Regions from separate parts of the Homo sapiens genome. Here regions 2 and 3 are each linked to region 1. The links are chromatin loops, found by intact Hi-C in ENCODE. Cell type or tissue: GM12878. All regions are shown on one strand. Each heading gives the region's core, and the rest is flanking DNA. Links, peaks and the distances in the headings are about the cores only.

Evidence for each region. A loop is a pair of places that touch in the nucleus more often than their neighbours do. Peaks named below come from ENCODE experiments on the same cell type or tissue, not always from the same donor. Only the 100,000 strongest peaks of a DNase experiment are listed, where the experiment ranks them.
Region 2: it touches region 1 in a loop (2.8-fold over the local background); 3 of 110 quality-filtered maps call a loop at or near these places.
Region 3: a loop joins it to region 1, with 6 times the contacts of the local background. A loop is called at or near these places in 2 of 110 quality-filtered maps.

The regions. Positions count from the first base shown.
Region 1 is chr18:45,097,599-45,108,110 of GRCh38, forward strand. The region is part of intron 3 of LOC105372091 (a long non-coding RNA gene); the gene reads right to left. Among named protein-coding and RNA genes, the nearest start is that of MIR4319, 130 kb to the left of the region's middle. RefSeq lists enhancers at 5,872-5,921, 6,002-6,071. In GM12878, for the core only: no CTCF peak of the experiment used is centred there; DNase peaks (open chromatin) are centred at 5,883, 6,313 and 8,933; H3K4me3 peaks cover 1,360 bases; H3K27ac peaks cover 4,397 bases.
Region 2 is chr18:45,161,879-45,172,390 of GRCh38, forward strand. LOC101927961 (a long non-coding RNA gene) reads right to left here. Exons shown (of 5, transcript XR_430098.4): 3 at 7,510-7,643; 4 at 5,843-6,940. It also overlaps a transcript of SLC14A2 not described here. Among named protein-coding and RNA genes, the nearest start is that of MIR4319, 200 kb to the left of the region's middle. In GM12878, for the core only: no CTCF peak of the experiment used is centred there; no DNase peak of the experiment used is centred there.
Region 3 is chr18:45,193,261-45,203,772 of GRCh38, forward strand. It overlaps a transcript of SLC14A2 not described here. Among named protein-coding and RNA genes, the nearest start is that of MIR4319, 230 kb to the left of the region's middle. In GM12878, for the core only: no CTCF peak of the experiment used is centred there; a DNase peak (open chromatin) is centred at 4,431; H3K27ac peaks cover 1,210 bases.

The DNA of each region.
Region 1 (10,512 bases), core at 1,562-9,561:
TGGAGAAAGACACTGATAATGACCTCTAAGACACAGCTATTCAACACATGGAAAATGAGAGCATCATAGCAATTGTGCATTACTATGCTCTTTTGATGTGATGCACCAGCAGGCAGTGAATATGGAATAAACAAAGAATTGTGTCAAGTGTGATTTCACAATGCCTTTGGATTTTGGAAATGGTGGGTGGATTGCGGGCGGGCGGTGGGGGGAGTTTATCATGTCTTTTTATACAAATCATAAATCTCCTTGGCACCAATTGAAAGTAAAGGCAGCAGCCTGAGTATTTAGATTTTATGCTCCATTTATTGTCTCATATTCCTCCAGTCAAAGATAATTATTTCTTAATTAATCATACGTAAACAGTCTATATCCTTTGCAGAACTGGCTACTTAAAAGAACATTTATCACAGCAATTGGTCCCACATACCCAACTGCAAATCACCCACTTTCAGTTGATTTTGCAGCAATTGACTCCTGATCATTTTTGTGTTTCTGATGGTTTGGGGAAGGCAGGGGGACAGAGATTGGAGGAGGCCAGAGGAGGGATAACATGCATAATTATCCTTTTTTTCTTGTTGATTCTCTTTAGAAAAAAATGTACGAGGATATAAAAAACCCACCGTATATTGAGATATTAGCCATTTGTATTGGAGTTGCTCAAAAAGTTATTTTATTTCAACCACAAGAAAAAGCTCCATGAAGAGTTCCCCCCAGAACAATGCCACCACCACACTATTCAATTTTCTGGAGTTATATTTATAAATGACCTAAAACTGTAGACGTGGGTTAGTGCCATCTTGGTATGGGTTATATGATCTTGAAAGGAATGTACTGAGTATTTTATCTTCATGGGCTCCCAGTGAAAATGGAATCATAGCATTTTGGCATTGAATCCAGGAATATCTAGTCATTTTGTCTTGTAGTTCTCCAGTCTCTTTAGAAAGTACTAACCAGCTTTCCCTACCTCATGGACAATAGCTGATTGATGAGCAATGTTAAAGATTTAAGTTAGGCTAAAGTCCACGATACAGAGACTAACCACCCAGGTTGTCCAGTTAAGTCAAGAAGACTTTATCTTAGAGAATGTAGTGAACCCAACCCTATGTAACTAAGGTAAGTCTAGAAAGCAGCAGCTTCAGCCATCATGTGGATCCTTCTCTTTGAAAGCAAGCTATCTGATGGATCTTCATATCTCCTCTAGCAATAAGCTCTGTTCCTGGCCCCAAATAACAATAACAAGGATAGCAAGTATTTATGCAGAATTAATTAGGGGCCAAATACTATTCCAAGTGCTTTCCACATATTAATTTAATCTTATCAACAGTCCCAGGAGGTAGACTTCTATTACTATTCCTATCTTACAGGTGAGGAAACTGAAGTATTGAGAAGGCAATTCGCCCAAGTTTACAAAACTAGTATGTGCAGGTGCTTAATACATGTAAATCAATTGGGATTAAATTGTGAGTTCAAAGATGAACTGAGCCAGTTTTTCTCAGTGTCTGTGTTGCTGCTTATAGTGCCTTAGATCCAAGAGGGTGTTCCCTTCCCCTCATCATATTTCTGAGATAAAAGTTAAAACCAAAGTCATTAACCAGGCCTTCTCTGCTGCCAGAAAACCCACTGGGACAGGTTTCTCAGCCAACTTCATTGTTCCCAATGGAACCTTCTGTCCATCTCATTCAAATGAAGGCTTTAAGAGGTTTTCTTTTCTCCCCTTTTTCTTGGCCCCCTCATTTGTATTTTCCCTGCCCATATCAAACCTGTAAATTTTTCCAAAGAGCAGTGATATGTTCTACTCATCTTTTTTCTAACTCCTTTTTATATAGCAGGCACATAATAAATGCACGTTAAATATCTTAAATATTTATATAGCAGGCACATAAATGCACATTAAAGAAATATATAAATATTTTAAATATTATTATATTTTTAAAGTGGCAAGCTTAATGAATTCCTTGACGGTATTAAATTGCAACAGTTGTACCACAAATGCTTTGTAAACTGTCCAATCTAATTCTCCTTGCTTAGAAATGAGGACACTGAAGGCTGGGCATGGTGGCTAATGCCTGTAATCCCAGAACTTTGGGAGGCTGAGGTGGGCGGACCATCAGGTCAGGAGTTCGAGAACAACCTGACCAACATGGTGAAATCCCGTCTCTACTAAAAATACAAAAAATTCGCCGGGCGTGGTGGTACGTGCCTATAATCCCAGCTACTCAGGAGGCTGAGGCAGGAGAATTCCTTGAACCTAGGAGGCAGAGGTTGCAGTGAACCGAGATTGTGCCACTGTACTCCAGCCTGGGTGACAGAGCGAGACTCTGTCTCAAAAAACAAACAAACAAACAACAACAATAACAACAAAAAATGAGGACACCGAAGTTCACTGGAGGAAACTCATCTATCCAGTGCCCAGTTGGTTGATTTGCAGGAACCTGAAAATAAGGCTACTATGAAATCCTCTTCCTTCTTCCACCTTCTTGCTTCCTTCCTCTTCTTTCCTATGACCCTGTGCATGACAACATGGGAAGGGTTCCACCTATATATTCAGACCTAATAAAAACCTTGTAAACAGGGTATTTTTCTCCTCGTTCTGTAGATTTAGAAATTTAAAATTTACTAGAGTTAAAAAACCCACTTAAGGCACTTAAATAGTAACTGTTGAAGCTGTGTTTGTCCGATGCCAAATCCTGTGTTCTTACCTCGTTTACTACAAGAATGATATGACTTCCTGAAAGAAACTTTGTTTTTGTATTGCTATGGAAAAATCACCCAAGATATACTAACAAAAGATCATCACGATATGCAAAAGACAGCACAGGGCATGGGACTTTGTGTAAAAAAAGAAATATATAAAAACATATATTTTATTGGATTGAGTATGCCAAACTATTTACACGAATGGACAGTAAATTAATCACAGGGATTACTGTGGAAACTTGGCAAATAAGGCAAGAGTGGGAGACTTCTCACAGTACTTTAAAAATACATGTTAAAATTTGAAACATATACATGGATTATCTCAACTTTTTTAAATTTAAAGCAGGTTTTACAAAGTATATGGCTTTTTATCTTGGCCATTTTGACATGGGGCCTTTTTAACCTGGTCATTAATTACAACTATTATAACTGTATAACTGCATGTCAGACATACTGCAATTATTCATTGTTGAGCCATGCCAAATCAAAACCAGTACAGAAGCCTCAAGATTATGTCTAGAGCTTCTGCTTTTACCAAAAGTACATGAGGACTTTGAGAGAGAGGCATTGTGAGGCCAGCTTCCCAGTCTTTAGCCACCCGACTGCCACAAGGCCTCACGTAGTTTTGCCATGTTGGAATAACCCCTGCCCATGGTCAGTTCTTTAGCCTCATATGCTCATTCACTTTCATTTTCCTCTTGACCAAAAGTAGATCTGTATGGCCAGAATAGATTCACATTATCTAGGTTTATAAGAGCCTGGAATATAAACTACAGAGCCAGCTTAGTAATTTATAATGAGACATATAACAGAAGAGCCAACACATTCTCTCCCGTAGGCAAAGACACATGGTGGTGCAACCTGTATTAACAGATTGCTTAATCCATATGTCGTGAGAACAGGGTGGATGAGCTCTGTGCTGGTGAGCAGTAGTTCAAGGTTGATACTACTATCTCTGCAGCAGGAACAGCTGTGCCACCAGGACCTGGTAGGTTCTGTCCTCAGGTCTGGACACATCTCCCTTGGTCATGGCTTAGATGACCCTGGAACTCCACAGTGTTGTGCTTCTGATAGACATGTTCTCCCTCTTTAGACCTGTTAAAATATTCAGCCTGGTTACGTTTGAACTGGTGACTATTCGGATCTTTAAGATGACTTAGCACAGTTTAGTTCTAATCACTACTTGAATGAATTACACGAACCTGAAATGGCCAGCCTCATTTACCTTAATCTCCAATTTTAGTGTCTCCTTCCTGTGAACTTCTTGCCACACCTACCATGAACGTTCTACAGAACCCCTGTCTCCTGACCCCACTCCCAGGATTTTTCATGCACTCTTCCTGAGAGCTGACCAGCTGTAAGTTGTGGCCAACTGAAAATACTCAAATCTGATATCCAATCCTGAGGCTTTGTTTCCTTCAGTCTGGAAAACTATATTTTCAATTTCTCTGTTTACATGAAAGGGAAATAGTGTATTTTTGTATTAGGACTGTATACCTACATAAGAGTGAGTTGGCCTCCACATTAAGTGTCAGAGAGTACAGAGGAAGGAACCATAAGATTCCTCCAGAAAGGAGGTGAAAGGACTGGATGGAGCATCTTGTTTACTACAGAAGGTGGTGAAAGAGCCACAGACAGACTTGAACAGTCTCACACTTTTGCTGATAGCTGATGCTGCAAGAGAGCATCCAAGGGAATTGAAGATCCTCAAGTCTGTCCTCACTTCTGCTAAGGGTGTTTCCCTGGCAATTTTTTTATAAAGCAAATTCCTCCGGAAAGATCATATATTCAAAGTCAAAAGTGCAGGAGGATGTATGGCAGTGCCTTTCTGGGAACTGTTTTCTTTTTTTTCACGTGAGGTCCTTCCTTTTTTGTTAAACTACATTGTACACATTCATTTCTTGTTGTACACAACAGAAATTCAGAGTAAAAAGTAAGAGTTAGAAACTTCTGTAGCAATGTGACATTTTCTCTACGTCCAAGTGTAAAACCAGTGGACTTTAGCCCAGGAAAAGGGAATAAATGGGTTTGAACATTGTCAAAGTCATGTGGTAAGTGGTACATAAAGCAATCTGCATAGAAACATACGTAATAGGACCATGCACTGGTCTGTAATGAATGAGGGGAAAAATATTGGTCCTTCTCCCTCACAGGTAGCTTGGAAAGCACTTCTGTATGGTGAAAGTCTTCCTCTTGTTCTTATTCCTCAGCTATCCAGTTCCCTCCTGGAGGCAATCAATGTTATTGGTCTCCTGTGTTTTACACACACACACACACACTCACACTAGCTTATTAAATGTTCTGTATCTTGTTTTTGCTTTTTTCATTTAGTAATATGTCTTGACGATTTTGTTTGAAACTTTTAAAATAGCTGGAGAATAACCACTTGTACAGAGGTTCTTTATTTTAGCCACTTCTGTTTTGTTATGAAGATACTGCTTAATGAATAATTGGATATATTTTATTTCACACATGCAAATAAAATGTTTGACATTGAACACTTGTGTTTAAAAGGAAGCATGCATTTAATATGCATATTAATTGTTAAATGAATGCTTGTTGAGTTAAAAATGCAAGAATTGGTGAAGCTTTTGAGGAGAGATAGGCAGATCATCTGTGGAGCCTTAAGTGCAGGGAGAATTTGGCGTCATAGGGTGGAGGCTTTGTGAAGTGCGGGGACAGCTCACAGAGCACTCAGGTTCACCTCCACGCTGCCTTGTAGGAAGGCAAGAGATTAGCAGAACTGAGCCTCAAACTCAGGCCCCTCCTATCTCAACTTCCTCCCTCTTTAGACTCCTGCTGGGATGCTCTGCTCCTTTCTTTCTGTTAAACTACATGTGTATACCCATCACTTGTTGATTGGACTTACATCTCTCTGTAGCAGGACGAGCCGCAGACAAGAACCCCTCAGATACCGAATTGTAGAAGGAAAGGGCTTTATTCAGCTGGGAACATTGGCAGACTCACGTCTCCAAAAACTGAGCTCCCTGAGTGAGCAATTCCTGTCCCTTTTAAGGCCTTACAACTCTAAGGGGGTCCGTGTGAGAGGGTCTTAATCAATTGAGCAAGCAGAGAGTACGTGACTGGGGGCTGTGTACACCTGCACTGGTAATTAGAGTGGAACAGAACAGGATAGGGATTTTCACAGTGCTTTTCCATACAACGTAATCTATAGATAACATAACCAATTAGGTCAGGGGCCAATCTTTACTAGGCCCAGGCTGTGGTGCCGGGCTGTCTGCCTGTGGGTTTCATTTCTGCCTTTTAGTTTTTACTTCCTTTTTTTCTTTGGGGGCAGAAATTGGGCATAAGACAATATGAGGGGTGGTCTCCTCCTTATCTCCTGTGCCTTTTCAGCTTCAGGAAGACACAGTGGAAAAGTGGAATGAGTTTAGGCTTCGATATAGATGCAAGGTCCTGGCTTTAAAGCCTTCTCTACCTGTGGGACTTGGGCCAGTTGTTGAACCTCTCCATTTCTTGTGTCTAAAATTCAGACTGTAGTGTGTCCTCTAGTGTGTCCTCACAGAGTGGGGAAGTATGAATTAAGCTGGCTCAGGTAATGCTCCAGTGCTGGTGTCCAGGTTGTAGTAAGCTCTCAAAAGGTTTTGCCCCCTCACTACCTTGAACACCTGCCCAGATGCTCTGTAAATGCTCACTGAACTGAATCTAGTCACATGAAACTTCACAGTACATTTCTGTATCTCTTCCTTATTGAGGTGGCTGCTTGTGTCTTCATATCTTCAAGATGCATTTACTGCCAAAGAGCTTGGGAGGCCAACTCTTAGAGGCTCATTGCATTAGAATGAAAAAAGCACAAGAGGCTGATTGTCCCCCAAGGAGAAACAGGCAAGATACTGAAGGAAAGGGAGACTGCTGCTCTTCTAGGAGTTCAATGAGAAACAGTCATTAGAGCCACAGCCTGCTGTGCAGAAAACAGGCTGTAGTGAGAGAGCATTTTGGATTCACTGACCCGAAGTTCATGCTTCCTGTCTATCTGCTGCATTCTTATATTACCTTAACAAATGTCAGCCTAGCTGTTGAAGGTACAAATGGTACACTGCAAAGAATGCACTGAACATGTTTTGAGCTCAATGTTGATGCCTCCAAAAGGGCAGGGTGGGAAGGAAATGACCAGGGCCAAAGAGGCTAAAGGGTGCCCTGTTGCAAATTGGCCAATTGAGAGTTGTTTGCTGGGACATGCATTCTGGTGCACGCTGGTGGTGCACTGGTAGTCTGTATAGCTCCTGTTGCGTCTAGTCCATGAGCTCTTTAGCCCAAATGCACTCAGATGCTCACAACAGGCTTTTAAATAGCACTTGCTGGATGAATGGCAAGTGTGTCTTTGCAGTCTCCTGCAGGATTAATTAGCAGTTTCCTGGACTTTGGTAGGATGTCCTTAATGCTCAGCAACAATCCAGCACAAATCAAAAACCTGTGTAATGGTCATTACCGTTAGAACTCAATACCAGGAATCCTCACCTTTTGTTATGAACTATTTAACTCCCTCTGCCTCTAAGAAAAAGCACATTTTTGAAATTAAAGCTGCATTTACACCCTTAGAGAAAGGTGTTTTGTTTTAGCTTGAATACTGAAAACTACTCAGTCCCTCAGGCTAATGTGAACATGATCCCCTTGTTAGTCTTTTGCTTTTCCCATGTAATACAAATGTCAAAGTCCTCAATACCAATACAAATTCCCTGCTCTTGAAAAAGACTGGTAAAAAAGGATAAAGATGTGGATGAAGAAGAGGATCTGGCCTCTCCAGGGGGACTAAGCAGAATTCATAAGAATGCCAAACTTTTCAACTGAGGCTTTAATCATTATCCATCCATCCACCCATGCATTTAACATCTATGGGACATCTACTATGCCAGAAACTGTGCTTTGGATAAAGGATGAAGAAACCACAGCCTGTGTCTTCAAGCTTCTAGTTATGAGCATCCACCAAGAAGTTACCATAGGTGATCTTGTCAGATGGCAAGAAGCCATCTGAATTCAGAGCAAGGAATTAGGGATGAAACCAGAGAAGGCCTGAGTAGTCATGGATACAAGAACATCTATCTCCCTCAATACTTTTGTGAAATTACCAGTTTTCTGAGTCTTTTCCCTTTACTTGTAATAACACTAGTCAAAGGTTGATTGCCTGATTTATTCCTTTTGGTTCCTTCCTCTGAAGGTAAGGATTCTGCTTAAGGAATGTCTAGCAATTAGTAAATACCTACAGCATAGGACTCATGTCTTCTAGAATGCCAAGCTTATTGCTAAATACATGTATAACTAATAGGTGCCTGTCTGGCCTGTTGTAGCTTTGGTATAATCTTCACTAGGTTCCATGAATACTGAGTAAGAACAGGACACTGGCAAAAATGGCAGTCATTTCTTTACTGCTGTTTCTTCTTCATTCACACCACCTTCTAGAGAACCTCCTCTTTGAAATGTAACCCCAAGTACCAGAAGCTCCCCAAGCCATGCCATGGCTAACTACACCAGATGAAGCTCAGGAAATCCATGTCTCTTTTCAGAATTAAAAAGGAACTCCTAGATTAAGTAGATTAAATTAATGAGTGTCAGTGCTTTAACTAGAAACCTATATAGATTCAAAGGGTGTGGCCACTTTTGGGTACTGCTCTGATTTACGTGATGAGTGCACGAGTAGAGAAGCTCATCTGTGACAGAAAAATGAAGCAGAGATGAGAAATTCTTAGTATCTCCCAACTCTGCAGGTCCTATGATACCCCATTATGTAGCCATTGGGTTCTATGAGTTATATATTTACATGTATAACTTCTTTCTAATATTTAAACTAGTTTGAATAGACTTTTAGTGCTCATAACCAAAGGATAGCTGACTAAGGAGAATAAAGGTCTAGGTTCTTACTAGGAATTTATCAGGATAAAAGGCTAGATACAGAAGGAATATGGACTGTGGAGGTCAGAAAGCACCAGTCTGTGATAATCCAATAATCTTACAGAAATAGGAGAAGAAAGATATCAAACCAACATCAACTTTTGCCTGTTTTAGATTAAAAAAAAATCTGAAGCATTTGGTCTGTTTCTGCTTTCCTGATGATCTATCTGATGTGAAAATCTTGCATTGTCTTTATCTACAGCTGTTCCAGCTAGTTGGTATGGAGACATTGTGGCTTTACCACTGCAGCAGCACTGCCCAGTAGAACTTCCTGTGATGACAAAAATGTTCTATATCTGTCCAACACAAAAGCCACAAGTCACATGTGGCTGTGGAGCACTTGCAATGTGACTAGTGTGACTAAGAAACTGAAAATTTAATTTATTTTTAATTAACATAAATGTAAATAGAAAGAGTCACATGTGGCACTCTCGTAGCTACTGTATTGGCTAGAGTGGCTCTAGTATATGCTGCCAAATCCCACAACTGTTATCTCAGTGCTACAACCCACTTCAACAGCCGCCCAGCAGTTCCTCTCTTCTCTCTGTTGTTTCATTATATGGCCAGTCTTCACAAAGCTATGGGAGAGATCTTCAAAAATACAAATCAGCTTAGGAAACCCTCCTGTTGATATCCCTCCTGTGATTTATCTTTACATTTGTAATAAAATCTAAACTTCTCCTGCAGCCTGAAGGTCCTACCTGATCTGACGCTTGCCTACCTATTTCGCTGTATCTTCTTCCAATCCTCCTACCACTCTGTCCCATATTCACCACACTCCAGCCTCACTGGCCTTCCTTCTGTGCCCTGGACACACAAAGGACACCATCAGCTCAGGACTTTGATTTCGTCTCTTTTAAACTTAGAATATTTTCTCCCAGATCTCGCTGTAGCTGGCTGTTCCTTGTCATTTAGATCTCAGTTTGTGTATCAGTTTCTAAGATAATTCTTTCCTGGCCACCCTGCCTAAAGCAGCTTCCACAATGGGTCCTTCTTCTTAAAATGTATTTATTTTCGTTCTGTTTCATTTTCTTCATAGGACTTAGCACTTTCTGAAATCATCTCATGTATATCTATCATATTATATCATATTATATCTTTATCCACTTACCCATCTACTCATCTATATTCATCCATCCATCCATCCATCCGTCTTCTAGTGCTCATAACCAAAGGATAGCTGACTAACATAAGGAGAATAAAGGTCTAGATTCTTATTTTTTATCATCCATCTTATCTTTTACCATCTACCTTTTACCTCTGTATCCCTTCACAAAAAGGTAAGCCCATAACAAAAGAGGATTGGTTTGACTTAGTCACTATTGTAGCCTAAGAGCCTGGAACACTGCCTGGAATGCAGTAAGTGCGCAACAAATATTTTCTGATAGATAGACTGACTCACTGAATAACTACTTATTCATAGTTTGGAACCCTTGGCTGAGGCTCTTGCAAGGACTCCTTCTCACACAGCACTGGATCCACCAGAAAGGTACTGATATGTCAAAAACTGAGCTCTGACCTTTCCCCAAAAACTGACTCCTCTGCAGTTCTCTCTGTCTTGATTAGTGATAGCACCATTCTGGTACTGATTCATGCCAAATACCTCAGTGTCATCACTGACTCCTCACTTTCTCTTACCCCACATCCTATCCATCAGCAACTTTTGGCTTAGATGACCACTTCTGACTACCTGCACTGCTACCGTCTCACCTAAACCACTAAAATCCCTTCATCTCGTGCCTACATTATGGTAGAGCTCTCTTAACTTCTCCTACTCCTAACCTTGGACTCTTCATTCTAGCTTCAACAGCATGATTCTGTTAAAACATAAATCAAATTATGCCATTTCTTTATCCAAAACCCTCCAGTGCCTTTATTTTACTCAGAGTAAAACTCAAAGTTCAT
Region 2 (10,512 bases), core at 1,268-9,267, 64 kb after region 1:
TCCCTCTGTCTGAACTAACCCCAACCCTCCATAGCCGCCCAGCAATGCCTTTGCTTCCTGACCAATTCTACCTCAGTAACATCCCTCTATTAATTCTCTTCCTGACCTCTATCTGTCCTCAGAGAACTGACACTTCCTCATTCGCAAGCCTGCCTTCTTTCCGGAGTGAACGTTTTTGGTTCTGACGGGTTAGAAGTTTCACTGTCAGACCAGGTCATGCCTGTTACCTGTTGCCCATGGGTGGTTTCCCTCATGGTATTGCAAGGAGATGGGAAATAGACATACCAAATGGTTAAGACAATTCCTTTTTCTGTTTGTTTTGATTTCTAGAGCCAGCCTTGTGGTAAATATGCATCATGTAAGAAAGAGCAGAAGTACTGAGAAATGCCAAGACCATACTACAGTCATACATGAAGAAAAACCAGGATTGGAATGAGTGAATGGAAGTCATGTAACTTTGACTACATTCAGCTCTTAAAGCAAGGCCATTTAACTATCTTACTATCACAAAAGGAAATATATTTGTATGACTGTTTTCTGATTTTAATTGTATAAAAATATTAACTTACTAAATATTATTGAGTACTCATGCTGTACCAGGAAATATTCTGTGAGTTTTACACACATTGGTCCATGTTATCCACACAATGTCACTACAAGATAGGTCGTTTTGCAGCTATAGGAGCTGAGGCTGAAAGCAACATAGCCAAGAATGAGCAGAGATGGATTTTAAACCCAGATTGTCAGGTCCTGCAACCTACACACATAATCATTATGCTTTGTTTAGGGTAATCAACTGTCCTGGTTTCTCTAGAAATAAACAGGTTCCTGTTACCTAGAACGTTCATTGCTAAAACCAGGAATGTCCTAGGCAAACTGAAACAAATTGGTCACTCCAGCTGTGCTACAGGATCAGGGCAACTGCAATGAGGTCTTAAGGGAAATGTTTGTTTGCTAGGGCTCCTGTAAAAGAGTATCACAAACTGGCTGGCTTAAACAACAGAAAATTGTTGTCTCAGAGTTCTGGAGGCCACAGCTCTAAAATCAAGGTATAGGCAAAGTTAGTTCTTTCTGAGGGCTGTGAGGGAGGGATCTGTTGCAGGCTCCTCCCCTTGGCTTATAGATGGCTTTCTTCATGTTCACGTGGCATTCTCACTGCATATGGGTCTGCCTCCAAATTTCCCCTGTTTTTAAGAGTGCCAGTCATACTAGATTAAGGCCTACCCTAATGACTTCATTTTAATTTGATGATCTCTGTGAAGACCTTATCTCCAAATAAGGTCACATTCTGAAGGGGTTAGACCTTCAGCATATGAAGTTTGGGAGACACAATTCAACCCAATGCAAGGATCATTTGATAATCAGGAGTCAGGGTCAAGGTCAGGCCATCAAGTATATCATAAGTCTTCCATTTTGTTGTATGTTCAATTCACCTACATAGCATAAAAATCAAACAACAGAAAACATTGCATTCAAGCCCCATAACAGACCAATTAAGTTGGAATTTTGATCATGGAGCCCCAGTGTTGGAAAAATTGTGAAAGCTCCCCAGATTAGTTTAATATACATCCAGGGCTGAGAATCTATTTGAGCTGAGGACCCTGCAACTAGCGGGATCAGAAGAAACAAGGTTGGGGGAAAGGGTTAGACAAAAACATAGAAGGGGAAAGTATGATCAAGGGTTCGTATTTATAGCAAAATCCCCCATTGGAATTGGGAGTGGTGGCACCAGGAGTTCAGGAGACAGAGGAAGGTGAGACAGGGTCAAGCCAAGAGGTAGTGAACAGAAGCTATGTGCTGACCTGGGCCAAGGTCTTCAGCTCTTCAGACCTGGGAGGAATCATTTACTGGCAGATAATAGAAAGCAGCTGATTTAAAAGCCAAATCCAGGAACTAGACTTGCTCAAGTGTCTGTCGGAGGCTCTATCTGCCCCTCTGCTGCTGCCGTTTATACAAGTCACAGACTCAGCCAGCCTACAGCCACCTCTAATCAGGAGGAACGTGAAGGATGATTTAATGTCTGAAACGTGGAGGCTCACAGGTACCCCACTTTCAGCAGATACACATTGTTTGAAAATCCAGATTTGTAAAATGGATGCATTAGAGAATATTTACTTCACAAAATGATTCACAGTGGGACTCCTTTAAATAGCCTGTTTCCCCTGGGCCAACTGATTTGATTTGCCAGAAGTCATTGCACACAATAGTTTTCCATAAGCACATCTGGCAAGAAGCATCATGAACAAAGTTTTAGAAGACAATAATTCTTGTGTTTCTGACACCAGTTTTGAACTTAAACACATAGTGCACCTCTCTGAGACTTCATTTTCTTATTTGCAAAATGAGAATATGGGTCCTGACTAGTTTAGTATCTTTAAGCAATGAAATATGTGTGAAAATAATTAGAAAATGCTGAAATGTCTTAACAAAATATATTTATGGAAGCCATTATTAACACTAACATGTGGCTTGAGGAAATCTTATGATTCTATTGTTATTTAGCTCATAATATTGGATGTGATGAGATGAAGATGCTTGCTCCATCAATGGCTTCAGGGAGGATGCTTTATGGCCTGAGCTCTGTTCCAAATTAGGACAATTAGGAAGTCTGTCCCTGACTTCATCACAGTGAAGAGGAGAGAAAAATTTCAGCAGAGAGAATATAGGCAGGGCAGAATGCTAAAGCTGGAGTGGAAGAGAACTGCAGGCACATCAAAGTCATTTCTAGAATTAAGAAGACCAGGCAGCTAGCCTTTTCCACAACAGAGGAAGGAAAGTCAGCATTCCCTCCAGAAGCCTAAGCTCCCGTTGAAGTTTGGGCATCTGCAGATGGAAAAAATTAAAATTATTAATAAGAGCCCTGGAATGGAAAACAATCAGTCCAGTGAGGAAAGACTGTGATGAATCAGCAGAAATGGGATATAGGAGAAGGGGCATTGCTGTCTGATACAAAACAAACAATAATGTTGTTGGTGACCTTAGGAAAAAGTTACTAACATGTCTGTTTTTCTTTTCTCTTTTTTTAAATTATACCTTATGTTCTGGGATACATGTGCAGAACATGCAGGTTTGTTACATAGGTATACACATGCCATGGTAGTTTGCTGCACCCATCAACCTGTCATCTACATTAGGTATTTCTCCTAATGCTATCCCTCCCCTAACTCTCCACCACCCCAACAGACCCTGTTGTGTGATGTTCCCCCTGTGTGTCCATGTGTTCTCATTGTTTAACTCCCACTTTTGAGTGAGAACAACCAGCATATCTCTTTATGAGGCAGAATTAGGAGATGATATTAGAATGCCACTGTACATTATAGCTAACTATTCATAAACTTTATTTTGTAATGAAATACATAGTTATCATTAATAGTTCATTTTAATCATTCTTTTGGCTTAAATCATCATGTTTTATAAACAATCTCTCTTAGTGCTTTCAAGTAAAGAATAATCTTGCCTAACTTTTGAGACAAGCTGCTGAGGCCCTGGTGGACACAACCAATTGCCAGCATCCCTTATGAAACTGGGTTGGATAGAGGCTTCTGGAGTTCTGTCCTGCCTATACATTGCACACACAAACCCATTTCCTCCTGCCTGACCCATGCTCTCACCCCATCACTTCTGTGAGAAGTTTCAAACTGAGGAGCAATCAGATTTTCACTTCTCTCTTCATATCCCTCCTCAGCAGCAGCAGCACACATACACAGGGATAGAACTCAAAGCCAGAGGGAACCAAGCAGATGCATAGTGGAGATAAAACATGTAGACAGTATGTGCAGGGAAGCCTGCACCTGAAGAATTAGTATTTTATGCCAAGCCACTTGGGAATACATTTTCGTAAAGAGAATGAAAAGGAATTAAAATGGGAACCAACTGCGTAAAGGAAAGGGTTGAAAGTCTTACAGAACGCTCGTCAGCAGGATTGTTTCAACACTGGCTCATTCTTCCTCTCTGAGTCTAGGTGTTTCTCATTCTGTCTCTGCTCTATTTTCAGGAAGATTCAAGAGGTAAAACAGGACTGAGCCAATCTGGGAATTTGAGAGGGAAACTGACTTTCGTTAGTGAGTTGCATGGAGGGTGTGATAGACCATCAAAAGGTTTGCTCCTGAGCACACCATCCTCCAAATTCCTGAAACCACAAAGTGTGTTGAACAGTTACTGTCTACAGTCACGATTTAGGTCAGCTGGAAAAATTTCTTCTGGAACACAGAGCATTTGATGATAGACATGTCTAGGAAGCATCTAAACATTATCGTGGGAGTCAAGATAAATGAGTTGTCAGACTAACTCCATGTGTTTCTTCAAGCAGGAGAGAATATATGTTTTGGGAGGTCTCTAGTGGCCTTTCCTAAGAAGTTTAAAATACTGTACAAACTAATCTAAAAGTGAATTTGCATGACAGTTCCAGCTTGGGTGGATTCCCCTCACCAGCATTGGAACCTGCTCTCAAGAATGTCAAACTTGCAACAGTGCTCATGTCTGAGGATAAGGTTCTCCAAGATAGGATGGTAATAGGACTTATGATCTGACTCACAGTGTATGCTCAGGTCTTTTATAATTGTTTTCTTTCTTTTCATAAACTGTATTTTAAAATGTGATATAACACAAACATTGCACAACATAGGCACATTGTCCTCAAGATCTTTCTTGGCCCTGACTCAGATTCTATTCTGAGTTTAATTGGCTGGACCCAGTAAAGATGATGATCTGCTCTGATATCCACAGACTGAGGCCAAATTCCAGTCTCAGGACTCACCAGACTTGTGGCATCGGAGCAGTTCACGTAAGTCCCATATGTGCCATAGTTGCTGCAGAAATAGCAATGCCAACATCTCGTAACAACTGGGAAGAATGAAGCAGCAAATACGAGGCGGCTCCCAATACCAAAACTCACTCCCAATGCAAGATCATTAAATGTTACTCTCATGCCCCCTAAACTAGATGTGGTTACTTATCCTGTTCCCCCGAGGCCTCAAGCCTATGCCCCTGTCCCTGAGCTGGTTTGGCAAGAGGCCCAAAGAGGGCGGCACCAGCCTGGCTGACTCTGTGAGGTTCAGTGGCTCTCTGGTCAGGCCTCATAACTCTCTTGATGTGGTGAATTAGGCTACTGTCAGGAACCAGGAGCTGCCCTTCGGGATTCCTAGGGAGATGTTATGGTCAATGGGGGAAAAGTCAGCTAGCAACATCTGGCCCTGCATTGTGACAACTGCTCAGAGAACATCCTTATCTCTGCTTCCTAGTGCTCTATAAAGAGAGGTTATTGCCTCAATCAGCCTCTTGATATATTTTATGTTGACAGTGTGGGACGTAATGACTTTCAAACATATTGACAGTTTAGTTTTTACTACACACCATACACTACTGAGTGATATCACTATTCTTGTTGATTTTTATGTTCAGTTGAGTCAACATTAAGCCTCGGGGCAGCCCTGCATGTCAGATCTTTACCACAAGCCTTTGAGCACTTCTCTCAATAACAACTGACCACATCCAAAAGGAAGGCAAACCAAGCATTTGGGGGCTAATGTTTTCCTCCTATAAACTCAAACAAGAAAGCACATGTGCAACAGAACTGACAAACAATTATTGCACTCAGTGTGTGAAGCATCAGGGCTACAAACCAACTTAAGTTGTGTGGCTTTCCTTATCAAGGCTTTTATAGAGATGGTGAGACATATTTATAAATAAATCTGTAATCCCTGCTTCCCAGGATATGGATGTCTGGGCATGAACAATCAATGGGTGGTTTCTGACTTGGGAACTCCCCATTGAAACTTGGGAACTTAGACCAGCTGCCTCTGAGTCTCACCTTTCACTCAAGCATCCCATGTAATCCACCTACCTGCTAGCAGCAACTGTGCTACCCTTCTGATGACTTTGGCTGGTCCTTGTTCTCAGTTGTTGCCTGGTGCATATCAGATAGGATGCTCTTTGAGCTCTCTGCATGGGAAACCAATTAAGACAATGCTGGACACATAAGCATTGCTCATTTCCCAGTTAAGTTCTGTGGCTTTGTGTCATGACCTGACTGGAGCTCGTATCTTCTGTGTAGCCCTCTTCTATGTGCTTTCCTGCTGCTTCACCATTTGTATAATTGTGAGCTTGGTAGAGGCATCATTGCAGATCTGCTACTAACTCGGCATGGCCAGCTCGACAGAGAGCCAGTTTGTTAAACAGCTTGGTGGGGGAGTTCATCCGTCTTGATGTTGCCCTGAATCTACAACTTCATATTCAATATGCTAAATAATCCTCTTTTCTTTTCGTGTGATTCATGATAGTGTCATCCTCATCAAGCTTTATCTTTCTCATTTCTTGCAATTTTCTCTTAAGGTAACGTATAACTGGCAAAAAGGTGAGTTGCTTTAAATCACCACTTTAAAGTTTTTAATTTATTTCCTAAATTGCTCCTGAGGGAAAGAAAACAATATGATTTCTAGTATGAAATTTCTATTTATGGTGAATACCATGTGGGCTTTGGAGCCAGACGTTCGGTATTTGAATTTTGGCTGAACCTCATACTCATTTTTATATATGTAAAACACTGAGTGCCTCAGTTTCCTCAAGTGTAAAATGAAAATAATGAGTCATGCCTATTCCTTAGAGTTGTGTGTTGATTAAATTCAACCACAAAAAAGAGTGAGAATAGGAGGCATATAAGCAGCACTCAGTAAATAAGGGTTTAATAATATTTTTGAAATGTACTTATATTGGAAGCATAGAATTTACGTACATGAGCCTTTATATCTTGGCAAAAGTGACTTCCTTTTGAAAATTTACTATATTGTGATCTAAGTGCTTAGAATATGGTTTATCATGAGAAATCTTTCTCTTTTGATGAAGCACTCAAATCAGGGCATTGTTTTGGTGGAAAAGGAACTTTTTTTTTTATGAAGCACTCAGGGCCTGGAACATGATGCTCACATCTCATGATGAAACATTCCTAAAAATGAAAAAAAAGGGTTTTCATTATAAAATCTCCTGCTCTCTATATATTAAAACTTTTTGGATATTTTAATTCTTGTGTCAAATGGTGCATAAAGGGTGTTTTATGGTTTTGCATCATGAGACCAAATTCAATGATGACAGGGGTCATGCCTGTTTCATTTTCTGCTGCATATGGGGCCTGGCTCCATGCCTGACACATAGGAGCCACCTCTTGGTTGGTTGTTGACTATATACACAACCATTGAAAGCAAGGATTTGAGAGTTTGACTCACTGAGAGATTAGCCATGTGTGGTTGTTGACTCTAAATACACTCCTCTTGTTTCAACATTGGGGAAAAAATTGGAAAGAAAATGATGTTGATAAAAAGTCATGTTATTTAAAGCCAATTAATAGCCACAAGGTAGATTGTTGATGCAAAACTTCCCATATGAAGTATAATTTTTGCTGAAATTTGACTAAGTGTGATCTGCTGTTGTATGGAATTTTTGTTGATGCTCTTTGGTGAGCCAGTTCATTCTGACGTTGAGACCTGAGGCTACTGCATGTGCGCTTACACAACTCACTCTATAATTGATCTGATGCTGACACTGACACTGCCAGCTCTTACTCAGTGCTTTCCTGCCTCTTGCCTCCTGCCAACTCATTCCTCTTCTAAGGTTGCTTCCACTGGTGTTACCTCCAGAGATTTTGGATAAGGCTGTAATCACAGAGTCAGAGTTACATTAGGTTTTTGCATTTTGTGTATCTCTCTTTATGACAAGTTATCCTGGGCTTAGGTTGAATATAATGAGATATGATGATATTCTGCCAAAGACCATTTCTTCTCCACCATACTTAATCTGTAACCCTGGAATCATCCAGAAAACCCTGCTCCATTTTCCCACAGTGGCTTCTTTACCCTAAACACTGCCCAGAATGTTAAGGATAGTCATAGCCCTTGCTGACTCAAGCCTTAGTCATATTATCTAGCTATTGGGCAATACCATCTACTCATTATTCTTTCCACTTGCACCATCAGGCCATTAGGAAAACAGCACCCCAGGGACCACCCAGTATCCTTGCTCTCAGCACAGGGAATAGCTTTCTCTCAGAACCTGGCCAATAACAAAAACACAACCTAAAAAGAACTAAGTATCTCAAGAGGGCTACAACCAAAATGCCACCTGAGGTTAGAAGAGACAGAGAAAAAATTTCTGGCTGCAATGATGAGTAAAATCTTTCAGAAAGAGATGGTATGGTAGCTAAAGCTGATTCTTGAAGAAAGAACATGGAAAGGGAACAAATAAAAGACTTTGGGGTCACTTTTGAGTCGTGGCTCGGTCACTCTGCTCCCGAGCATTGTTGCATAGACCTGAGGTTCATCATTCTTCATAGTTAGACCAGATTCCTAGAGCTCCTTTTGCTCTACAACTTCACAGATGAGTGACTCTATGAATGGGTAGGATTTGGAGAGGCAGAGGTGAGGAGCATTAGAGACAGAAGCAGAAGGGCAGGCAGAGGTTCAAGGTGTCTTTGGGAAATGTTGAGTAATCTGTGGAAGGAGGTAAGACTCAAAAGGGAAAAAATAGATTCAGTTTTGAAAGGAAGTTAAAGTAAAGAACTTTATTTTGAGGAGAAATGTAGGTTGGTGGTAGAAGGGATATATAACCTTGAATGTTTGCACATGGACACAAAAAGGAACTCAGGACCTTACAAGACATTTCAAATATGTGAGGAGGTTGGTTCAGTGTCCTGCAAGACAGAAATTGTAGGTTAAAGTGTAGCTAGGACAAAATTGTCTAGCCAAAAATGCAGTTCTGCAATGACCTCATAGAACTTTTCAATTCACTAGAAATAGATTACTTTCTATTTTTCATTGTTGCTGGTAACACTGATCACCTGCTCTGGAACCAGTGTTAACTTTCACTGAGTCTCATCCTATTTTCCTGTGGGTCTAGGCAAATGTGACATGGTTATATTGTCTGAGTCTGCTTGAGGAAAAGGCGGCCCATGTTTTGATAACTGGGAGCAAGTCCATCAGTTGTGAAGGAGTCCCACAGGAATCTACCAATTACAAAATGATAAAAGGTGCCATTGGGGGTAGGAGAAGATGCAAAATGTGTAACACCCAGTTGTGTCTCTCACAGAATTTCTAATCTAGTTAGGGAAATCAGACAGACACAGACACTCAAAATGATGAATAATAATGTAAGTACACATGGAATGACTCAAACAGAGATCTATAGGATCTGGGGAAAAGAAGAGAAAAGTCTGGTCAAAGATAGGGTTGTTAGAGTTGGCAAATCAAAATACAGGATGCCACTAACATTTGAATTTCAGATAAATAACAGATAATTTTTATCACACATATGTTCATGAAACATACTTGCACAAAAACATTATTGTTTATCTGAAATTCAAATGTAAGTGGGTGTCCTGCATTTTCTCTGACAACTCTAGTCAGGGGAGATTTTAGAGAAAACGTCTAGTTTATCCTAGGGCTTCGTGGATGTAAAAACCTTTAGAAAAAAAAATGAGATCTTTAGAGGAAAAAGGAAGGTGTATAATGTTTAAAAGGTGACTACCATTTGCAAAGGGAGGGTAAGTAAAATATATAGTCTAGAATTAAGAGCTTATCTTGAAGAGAAATGTGGGCTGTCAGGAATTTACCACTTGAATTACATGGAAATTTTCAATTGATAGGTTCAATGACTTCTGGATTGAAGATGTGAAATTTAGGTAGATATGATTCTTTTGTTTTATAAAAAGTGTATGGACTATTAATGTGGAAGAAACACAAGCAGTCATCTCTCCCCTCATTTACAGATGAAAAAGGGACAGCCATAAGTCATGGAACTGGAACCAGAACTCTGATCTAATTCTCAGGCCAATGTTCTTCCTCTTCTCCATGCTAGTTATATTTTTCTTATTTCTCAGATGAGTAATACCAGATAACAGTAGGCCAAACCAACAATTTATTAGGACCTGGTGGTGAAAGCTAAGTAGTGAAATTCTTTGCTAAATTCTGTCTGAATCACTCAAATCTTCTCAATTTTGGAAATCTTTCTTGGGTGTTCAGATTATTCCCTAAGGCCCAACTTCTTTCGTTAGCCCTCGGTGGGGCAAATCACTACTGGTATCTTACAAAGTTTAGGGAGGCAGTTTTTCTCCTGAGTTCTGGTAGTTGTTATTTTCCACAGACAATGAAATTCTCCACACACAGATTTGTGCCAGAAAATAATCTTCCATGTGTATCAATGTCGTAAGCAGTGACTGGCCTGGGCTGAGCATGCAAATAAGATTTGGCTTCGCTCAAATAATTATTCCCTTAGTTACTTCACTCCTCTTTGCACTCCCCACAGGGACCCTTGCACCAACCTAGCAGTAGCTCATGTGACCCACTTCCTTTCCTAGGCCAACCAATACATTCAACCATCATCAAAACAATTTCTTGAAAGGAACCCAGTAATTCATAAGGTTAATTCAGTGCTCCCCTTCTAGGTGTGATAAAATTTATAATAAGCCAGCATCATTAATACCATAAAATACTGAAGAGGCTAAAATGGAAATGTCATCTCAGAAGTCAC
Region 3 (10,512 bases), core at 1,118-9,117, 95 kb after region 1:
TTCTTTTATGGATGGTGCTTTTGATGTTATACCTAAGAAATTATTGCCTAAGCTAGGGACATAAAGTTTTTCGTCTGTTTTCTTCTAGAAGTTTTATTGTTTTAAGGTTTACATTTATAATTCTTTTTGCTTTGCATATAGGGCAAATAATCAAGTTCACTTTTGTTTTTGTATGTGTTTATCTAATTATTCCAGCACCTTTTCTAGGAAATATCATCTTTCCACACTGAATTTTGTACCTTTGCAGAAAATAAGTTGGTCATATGTGTAGCAATCTATTTCTGGACTCTCCATTCTGTTCATTGATATATTTGTCTATCTTTCTGTGACTAGCACACTGTTTTAATTACTGTAGCTTTATAATATACCTTGAAATCAGGTAGTGTTAGCCATCTACCTTTATTCTTCTTTTTCAAAGTCGTTTTGGTTCTTCTAGTTTCTTTGTATTTCCAGACAAATTTTAGCACCAGTTTTTCAATTTCTACAAAAATTTCTAGTGGGATTTTGATTAGAATTATATTGATTCTAGAGAGTAATCTGAGGAGAATAACATTTTGAGAATATTGAGTTTTCTATTCCATGACTACAGTATCTCTGTCCATTTCTTTAGGCCTTCTTCAATTTCTCTCAGTACCATTTTGTGTTTTTCAATGTATAAATCTTGCCCATATTTTCTCTGATTTTCCCCAAATATTGCATATTTTTGATGTTATAAATGGCATTTCCTAAGTTCCAATTTACAATTATTATTTGGTAATAGATAGAAATGCAATTGATTTCTGTATATTGATTTTGTATTCTGCAAGCTTGATCAACTCCCTCATAGTCAACTTTTTTGTAGATTCCATTGGATTTTCTCCAGAAATGATCATATCATCAGTGAATAAAGATATTTTCCATTATTTCTTTCCTATATGAATGCCTTTATTTCCTTTCTTGCTATATTACACTAACTAGAATCTCCAGTATAATGCTGACTAGAAGTGATGAAAGCAAAAACCTTGCCTTGTTCCTGATCCTAGGGAGAAAGCCTTTAAATCTTTTACCAGTAGTTAAGGTTAGTTGTCGACTTTTTTGTAGGGTCGCCATCAGGTTCAGAAAGTCCTCTTCTATTCCTAATTTATGACAGTTATCGGAAATAGATGTTAGATTTTGTCAAATTCTATGGAAATGATCATGTGGTTTATTTTTGCTCATTCGTTTAGATTTTAGTTTTTCTTTATAAGGTAAATTACATTTATTTTCCAGTGTTAATTTAAGCTTGCATGCTCAGGGTAAACTCCATTTGGTCATGAAATAGTCTCCTTTATATGTATCGTGAGATCTAATTTGGCAAATTTGTCTTATTGTCTTTGCATCTCTATGAGGGATATTGGTCTGTAATTTTTTTTTTTTTTTTTTTTGAGACGGTGTCTCACACTGTTGCCCAGGCTGGAGTGCAGTGGTGCGATCTCGGCTCACTGAAAACTTCACCTCCTGGGTTCACGCCATTCTTCTGCCTCAGCCTCCCGAGTAGCTGGGACTACAGGCACCTGCCATCATGCCGGCTAATTTTTTGTATTTTTAGTAGAGATGGGGTTTCACCGTGTTAGCCAGGACGGTCTCAATCTCCCGACCTCGTGATCTGCCTGCCTCAGCCTCCCAAAGTGCTGGGATTCTTTTCTTTTAATATCAACCTTGTAGACTTTCCCAAATCTTTTTGAATAATACTCTTGGAGATCTCCCTTACCTGGCTTCAGGCGTGAATGGGCAGAGAAAGAAGAAACTTCTTTCACCGCACTTCCATAAAGGCAAACGTCTCAGTTTTTCTTGCAGTCCTCTCCTTACTGAAACTATTGACTCTGGCCTCTTCCTATTTAGATCTGGAGAAAGAGAGGAGCCTGTAGCATAATGAGGGACGAAGTATCTGTGTCCTCTCAGAAAGCCCTGAAGGGAGTGTCTGGCCACAGTGTTTCATAAGGAGTGTAGACTTTGGCCTTAGCCACAATCCAGGACGACAAAAGATGCTCCAAAAAACATCTGGGTACAGAAGTTACAGAGAAACAGTTCCTTATCAAATGTGCTAAAGAATTTCTTACCAGTTAGAAGATTGCTAAAAAGGTTGAAGCAGATACCAAATGATTGGGGAATAAGAATTTTTTTTTTCTTTGAGACTAAGTCTTGCTCTGTTGCCCAGGCTGGAGTGCAGTGGTGCGATCTTGGCTCACCACAACCTCCACCTCCCAGGTTCAAGCGATTCTTCTGCCTCAGCCTCCAGAGTAGCTGGGACTACAGGCACATGCTACCATGCCCAGCTAATTTTTGTATTTTTAGTAGAGATGGGGTTTCTTTATGTTGGCCAGGCTGGTCTTGAACTCCTGACCTCGTGAACTGCCCGCCTTGGCCTCCCATAGTGCTGGGATTGCAGGTGTGAGCCACTGCGCCTGGCTGGGAGCAAGAAATTCTTATCTGGCATGCGGGGAAAGTAACTTCTATATCAGAGTCGTGAATTCAAAGTAGCTTCTCATATTCAACATCTCTTAAAATATAATAGAATAGCGTAGGATTGGATAGGATAGGATGAGATGGGATAGGATAGGGCAGGACAGGATCTAGTAATATAATATTTTTAAAAGAAAAATATGAGACAAATCAAACAGAGTTTAATTGAGCAAAGAAAAATTCGTGAATCGGGCAGCCTCCCAAGCCAGAGTAGGCTCAGGGATACTCCAGCACAGCCACGTGGTGGAAGAAGATTTATGGACAGAAAAAGGAGACTGACATACAGAAGATGGAAGTGAAGTACAGAAACAGCCAGATTGGTTACAGTTCGGCTTTTGCCTTATTTGGACACTGTTTGAACAATTGGCCCCCTTTCATTGTCCAAAACTCAATGATTGGCACAAAGATAGTTTACAGTTTGTTTACACTTCCACTTAGGTTATAATTCAGTATGTACACAGAAATATTTACACTGAAGTTCAAAGAGGTAAGGGGGCAGTTTTATGCTAAAGTTGATTTAACAATATCAAGTGCACCACATTAGTTACGAGTTTGCTGAGACTTTTTTTCATTCTCATTCTCTTTCTCTCTCATTCAATCGCATGTATGTACTAGGTCACAATGTAAAAGGTGTTTCTTATTGTGGATCACAGCTGAAGAATTTTGAAGCTGCTCAGCTAAAGGACTTTCCCTCTGCGAAGCTGTGATTCTCTGAAGTGGCCAAAGAAATTATGCAGTAAGGTAAGGTTTACAGCTGTTGCTGAGGTTCTTTCTCTAAGTCAAAATCTGCTTTGAGCTTGCCAACCTCAAGGTGATATTGAGGAATATTTCTTAAAACAGACAGCTGCCTTTGTAGGAGAGTGGGGAAGCATGATTATAGACCATCTGAAGGTGCTCTGTGCCCCAACTCAACCCACCAACTGTGACTTTGAAGGAAGCCCAAGCCAGAAGAGTGAATTTTGTGTCTTCCCTCAACAGCAATCAATCAATACAGAGTTAATTCTCTAGTGCCTTGCAGGTTGTCAGCAAACTTCTCAAACTGTGTTTCATACCTGGAGCTAGGGGCTGTTCTCAAAGGGCTTTTCCATTTACTTGGCGAATAGAACTAATATCCTTGAAATAACTCACAGACCAAGACAACATATAAACAAGAGCTAAGCTGCATGCAGCATACTGTAACTACAAAAGGAGTTTAGCAGCACAGAAAACGAATTAGCCAATGGGGAAGACATCTCTAAGGTAGACTTGGACTAATGTTGGGATCACTACGAAGGATGTGCTGGCTTCAGAAATCCGGAGGAAAAAGGTAGCGGCTCTTCAGTGTCAAAAGACATTAGACATAGATTTGGATGTGCCACACACATTTATCTTCCATCATGTCCACACTCCAGAAAAAAACAGCCTATTGTGCATTCCAACTAAGTCTCTTAAGCTGGGAGTTAGTCTAGGACCATGAAGAGAGAATTTTCTTTGTATCTAAATACATAATTATATTTTAGATTACTGGTTACCTTTCTCATTCACCTGTTCTATCTCAAAAACCTGTGGTATGCAACATTAACTTGGCTCTATAGAGAGCTGCATGATACATAAAAGACCTTCTATGTTCAGATTTTGTCCAACTGATGAGGAAAAAGTGTGACCCAGTAAGAGAAGTGAGAGCCTATCAGTATCAGTCAATAATATTCAAGCTATCCAGCTCTATAAACAAGGAAGATATTCGGGGTCAAAAACAGGTGAAGGTGAAGAGCAGTATAGTCAGAGAAGACATCCTGGAAGAAGTTGAATTTGTGTTTGTGACAGTCTTGTGGGTTCTATCCCACCAACCCTTCTCAGCAGTGACTCAGCAAATTGATTTCAGAGGCAGCCTCTGGGAACTTACATCCCACTGATGGGTTTATAATGAAAATGCTGACGCACTCCTAAGTCAAACCAGGACTCTTGAGCAGCACTACAGAATTGAGTGCGTCATTTCCCCCTGAACAATGCGTCTCATTCATTGCTTGAAGTGTGACCATTCATGTTGAAAATGAAATTCCGCAGTGATCTGTTTGGGGAAATTATTCAGAGCTACTCACTTAAAGATCTTGCTATCTTTTGTGGTTCTCAATTAAGGCTCACAAGAACCTCTCCAGGGTAAATTGGTGCCAATCTAGGCATTGAGAGTAGAAGGAAAAATGAAAATCTAAAGCTCGTAGGAACTTTCAAAAGTCATTTCTAAAGGCCCCTAGGGAGTAGATAACATACAGACCAAGTTATCCTGAATATAAGTTATACTGATTATAACCAGAATATCTAGAATATTGGTATAATAAGAGAAAAAACATGGATGTGAAATTAGGAAGCATTGGTCTTAGCCCTGGTTCTGCCTATAGCTACCTGGGTGCTTTGGAGTTAATGAATTATTAGACATAGAATGATAATCCTGTCCAAATATATTTTGTTAAAAATAGAAAAACATAAGGTATGCAAGGAAAAGTTTAATAATACCTGGGCTTCTTTCACCCCTAATTAATAATCATGAATATTTTGCTATATTGTCTCTTTTTTAATACACAAATCATGAACACATAGATAAAGTTTACCTGGACCCCTCACCCAATACTCAACCACTATCATGAGTTTGATGAGTTTGATTCTTTCAGTCTATTTAAAACATTGCATCTAGTTGGTCACATTTATGATGTGTTCCTATTATAATTATTAAGGATTTTAAAATTTTGCATAATAGGCATCGATGCTATATACAAAGTCTTATTCTGTAGCTTGCTTCCCCCATGTACATTTGGATTTATTTCTACCATGTTATTTTGTGTTCTCTATATACTTTTGCTTTACTTCTCTATTTCCCTCATTAACAGTCTCTTTTGAATTGATACAGTATAATTTCCTCTCTTTGCTCTTTTCTCTCTTACACAGCTTTGTAAGTTAGGCATTTTATTTCTATTGTTTTAGTGGTTGCCCTCAAATTTTTAACATATCTGTGCTGTTACTAATTTTTTTAACAAAATGCACCAAGGAAGACCTTAGTATACCTCATATCCCTTAGATCTCCTCACTCTAATTTTCTTGCTACTGTTGTCTGGAATTGTAATTCCAACATGTTTTAAAGATAAAGAGAAGCATATTTTCTCAATTATTTACAGTAAACACCTATGTATTTTTATCATCACAATACCTAGTTTCTTTGTGCACCAATTTTCTTGATTCCCACTTCTTCTGGATTTAATTTTTTCTGATGAATTATACCCTACAGTAGTTTTTGCAGTGAGAATCTGATAGTATTAAACTTAGTCCTTAAATGTCTGAAGATGTCTTACCATTTTACAATTACTCTTGAAGGCATAAAATTATACATTCACAATTATTTTCACATAACACTTTCACCAGGTTCTTTTATTAGTGAAAAATAAGCTGCCAACCAGATTGATGGATTTTATGGTGTCTTCATTGCAATGTCCATATGTGGGTTTATTTTTATTCCTTCTGCTGTGTGTACACATTAGGCTTTTCTAATCTGAAGGCTCCTGTGTCTTTAATTTTAGAAAATTTTAGTTATTACCTAACTCTTTTAGACCCTCTTCCCAATTATTTGTATTTTTTTCTTCTAAAATTCTTATCAGACAGATATTGTTGCTTCTCAGCCTCCAAGTCTGTTAATTTCTCTGTCATTTTTTTTAAATCATGTTTTCTGTCTTCATCCTGGAAAATTTGTTCAGTTCTTTTTTCATTTTACAATTTCATTAATTGTGTCAGCCTAGTATTTAACTCATTGTTGAGTTTCTCACTTCCATCTATAATTTCTTTGAGGATTTCACAGATACTCATTTTAAAACTTATTTTCAGATTTTCCCATTATTTCTATTTCCTTGAATAGGAACCTCTCATTTCTTTGGTTTCACTCTTCTCTTAGGAAGTTTTCTCTTGTGCTCCTTCCTGTAAAGCCATTTGATGTCACCTCAAACCTCTTGGTTGTATGGGTTGTCTGGATTCATAGGACTCCTTATATTAGCAGCTAAGCTGAAGTCTTCCTTTCATAAAAAGGTGGCAATTCCATTCTCAATGCTCATACCTTCAATAGCCTGGGAACCACGATCATGTGAGAATCTTGACTTTGGCAGTAGGTTTTGGAAAAACCATGTTCCTAGAAGCCACCTTGGGCAGGCAAGAGGGGATGTTCCAATCTCTGTGAAGTGCAGTCTGTGTCCGATCAGGAGTCCACATATCCCCATTAAAGAACCCTAGCTGGACCATACATATGGAGCTAGTCTCAACTCCCTGGTGGCCATGGGGCTTTAACCTCTGCCTATATCTATAGGTTTTCTTTCTTTGGGGATCCTTGAATTTTTTTCTTAATACTTCGTGCAGTTTTTTATTTTAAAATATAAATAAATGTATTACATTCTTTGTGTTTGGAGTTGGGGGAAAGATTATACATGAACTTTTCTCTGCTGTGGAAGTACCCTTCGTTTTTCAGACAGGAAAACTAAACCCAAGAAAATGGAATAAGCTTGCCTAAGCCACAACCTAATTGTGGTCAATATGTAGATTAGGAAACACTTCTCTGCCTTAAATACATTCAACATGAGTCTCTTTGCCCCAGGATTTTGATGTTCAAAATGGAGAAACTAATGCCTTCCTTACCTTTATCAATACATTAGTGCAGTAATTTGAAATGGCAAATAAATGTGAAAGTATTTTGAAATAAAGTTTAGTCTCTTATGAGCATCACCATTTTAAAGTTCTGCTGTGTGTATAAGTAATGTCAATATTTTCATTGCTGAGAAATTATTTCTGATTTTTCTACCATAGAATTTGTTTTTTTCATATGCCATTTCTACCCTCAAAGTCATTTTTAGTATTAAAGAACCCTTGGGTAGAAAGTTACTTTGGGTAAACTCACAGAGACTAAGGAACAAATTTTAGTTTTTCACATTCAATAAACACCTGTTGAATGCCATTGTTTTCATGCACTTAGGCTTTGCCTGGGATGCAATATGTAGATTTCTTTTTTTAAAAAGAAACTTTTAAAGAATAGTTTTATACTTATAGAAATATTGCAAAGTTAGACCTCCAAAATACCCAATGCCTGCTTGCCTCTATTAACAACTTTTATCAGTATGGTATATTTATTATAATCAATAAACAAATCTTGATTCATTATTATACTTTTATTAGTGTTTACCTCTTCTCTTCTAGGATCCTATCCAGGGTACCACATTACATTTAGTCATTATGTCTCTTTAGGCTTCTCTTGGCTATGACAGTTTCTCAGACTTTCCATTTTTTGATGACCATGACCGTAACAGTTTTTAGGATTATGGGTGAGGTATTCTGTAAATTTGTCTCATGTTTTAATTCTGAGTAGAGTGGTGTTATGGTTTTTTAAAGGAAGACCACAGAGAAAAAGTGCTATTCTCATCATTTCCTATCAAGGATACAAAAAGGTGATATCATTTGTGATGTCTGAGGTAGTGTTAGTCAGGAAATCTCCCCTTTCCCCTGAGCATGCTGTATGCACTCTTTGGAAAGTAGTCATTTTAGCCAGCCCACTTAAAGAGTGGGGAGTTATGTTCTATCTTCTTGAGGGCTGAGTATCCACATCAATTATTTGGAATTGTTCTGAATGGGAGATTTGACTATTCTACCCATTTATCTATTTAATAACTCATTTATATCGGTATGGACTCATGGATATTTATTTTACTTCACTTCTTTATTTTTCAAGTTGTTTCAACTTTGGTCATTGGAAGCTCTTGGCTCTTGTGTTCCTTTGACATATCTAACACCTCCATGTATGTATGTGTGTAGTGTGTGTGTGTGTGTGTGTGTGTGATTAAATACTTCTTGCTTTCTGGGATTGAAAGGTTCTCTATGCTCATTTTGTATATTTCCTGTTTCAGCCTTAGAATCAGCCATTTCTCCAAGGAGTCTTTGTTTGTTTTAGTGAGTAGATTATTGACTAAAAGGAAATATGGCATTGAATCTAACATGACTGGACATTATTTTCTTTACTCACTCTCACTTATGAAAGATTTGGTACTTTTTCTCCTGTCAGTTTCACAGGAATAGGGTGAATGACCTTATAAAATCATTAGATTTATTTGAAAGGGGAGACTTTCAAAATGAAGAAATGTAACTCCTGAAGAAAATTAAGAAATTCAGCTGAGATAACACAGAATTTCACCCTTAATTGGCAATTCAGACCACCCATCTCTTCTAAGAATGGGTCTAATAATGAATTATCAAGTGAACATTTCTTAAATGCAAGAGCAAATTAACTTGGAGATATACTAAATTTCAAGAAACAAAATTATTTTTCTTTAATCAGAACTAAGGGCAATACTTCAGCAGGTATTAATAAGCTATTGTTGCTGGTTTAAACAAAGAAACTTAAATGTTTATTGTTGCAACCTATCTTTTATGTGTGCCCAGACTCCAAAGTCTGGTTTTATTTGTAAGGTTCCCCAACAGAGTGGTTGCTATAGATATAGCAAAAGCCCAAAGGACAGCATGCTGAGCCTTTGGAAAAACAGTTTCATTTCCAAAGGCAAGGAATAGATATTGAGGCTTAAAGGGAGTTGATCCTTAGGATAAAGTCATAGCTAATGTAAGGTTTTCAGAATAAAATCTAAGATTTCAGAGAAATCTAGGGACCAATTATGTGATGTTCAAAGGAAACAGTGAATACAAGTGAGTCTGAGTTTTTACCCAATGTTTGAGGCAAATATATGCAAGTCGTTCTGCTCAATGTTATCAAACATAACATTGGGGAGTAAAATATTATTTTTGTTTCGTTTTGTGATAATCATAGCAAAGAGGAGGAGAATGAAATGAGGATGATTAAGTCTGGGGTTCTAGTCTTCTAGTTTTAAGTTACTTCAGTTTGGAAATTACTATAGTGGTGTAACTGGACTACAGCCTGGTTCTCTCTCAAAGAGAAGGGGATCAGATTCTATGGGAAGTGGTTCTCTTGACCTCTTCTTTGAACCTGCCTCTCCCACCTGAGTTTCATCATAAAGTATGCTCATGTACCAACATTTAACATAGCCAATTAGTTTCTCAAATGGAGTTTTCCACCTGGAGAAGGCCAGGTGTACAAGTCCTCCTTATCTTCCATCAGCTCAAAGACAATAAGATTTGTAAAAATTTAACCTCTCAGTAATGTGTAAAGAAAAAAAAGGAGGAAACCATATGGCAGAGGGGAGACCAAGCAGAACCAGAGTGGTCACAGGAAGAATCACCGTTCCAGTGGTTCTGGCTGGGGCCGCTGAGTTGGGTTGTCTGGCTACTTAAGAAGCAAATTCTCCAATGGCAAAATAATCAGGTCCTCACATATCACTTGGCCATTGAAAGAGAACGGGATGCTAATGAGAGTAGTCCGAGGAGAGGCACTTCAAAAGCAAATCTCCTGAAATGACAGACCCACGTTAGTGCTGAGGGACTAAGGAGTGGGGAAGGACTGAGTGAGCCAGGAGAGTGAGCCAGGAAAACAAGCCCCTGGACACCTATGTGCCTTCAAAGTCGGCTGTCTTCTTTGCCTTGATCACCTGAGAAGGACTCCACATTCTTACCCAGTGTGATCTCCTAGGTGATATTGACTACTCTTCTCAAAACCATCACTTCAAGGTTCAGGCGGAACTGTGGGGTAAGGCCTAGCTCTTTCTTTAATGTTGTTTCTTCTTGCTAACGTTTGGAAATCCTTCTTTTCCACCTGCTCATGAGAGAAATTATCGGTTTCTAAGTTTCTTTTCATCTCCCTTCCCACCTACCGAAATAAAAATACAACACTGTGTGTGTGTATGTACATCATCATTTTCCTATTATTAAAATATCTGACATGCTTGTTAGCCAATAGTATAGATAATTTGCAAGCCTTTTGAAGATGGGATCCTACTTTTGGTGGCATGGAGAAATACAGCTGTGATTTCACATATGGCATCTTTCAATTTCTAATTAGTTTACTTTCAACAGCACCCCCATACCCTAATCCAACACCAATTTAGATTATAGTGTTAAAAATATCATCAT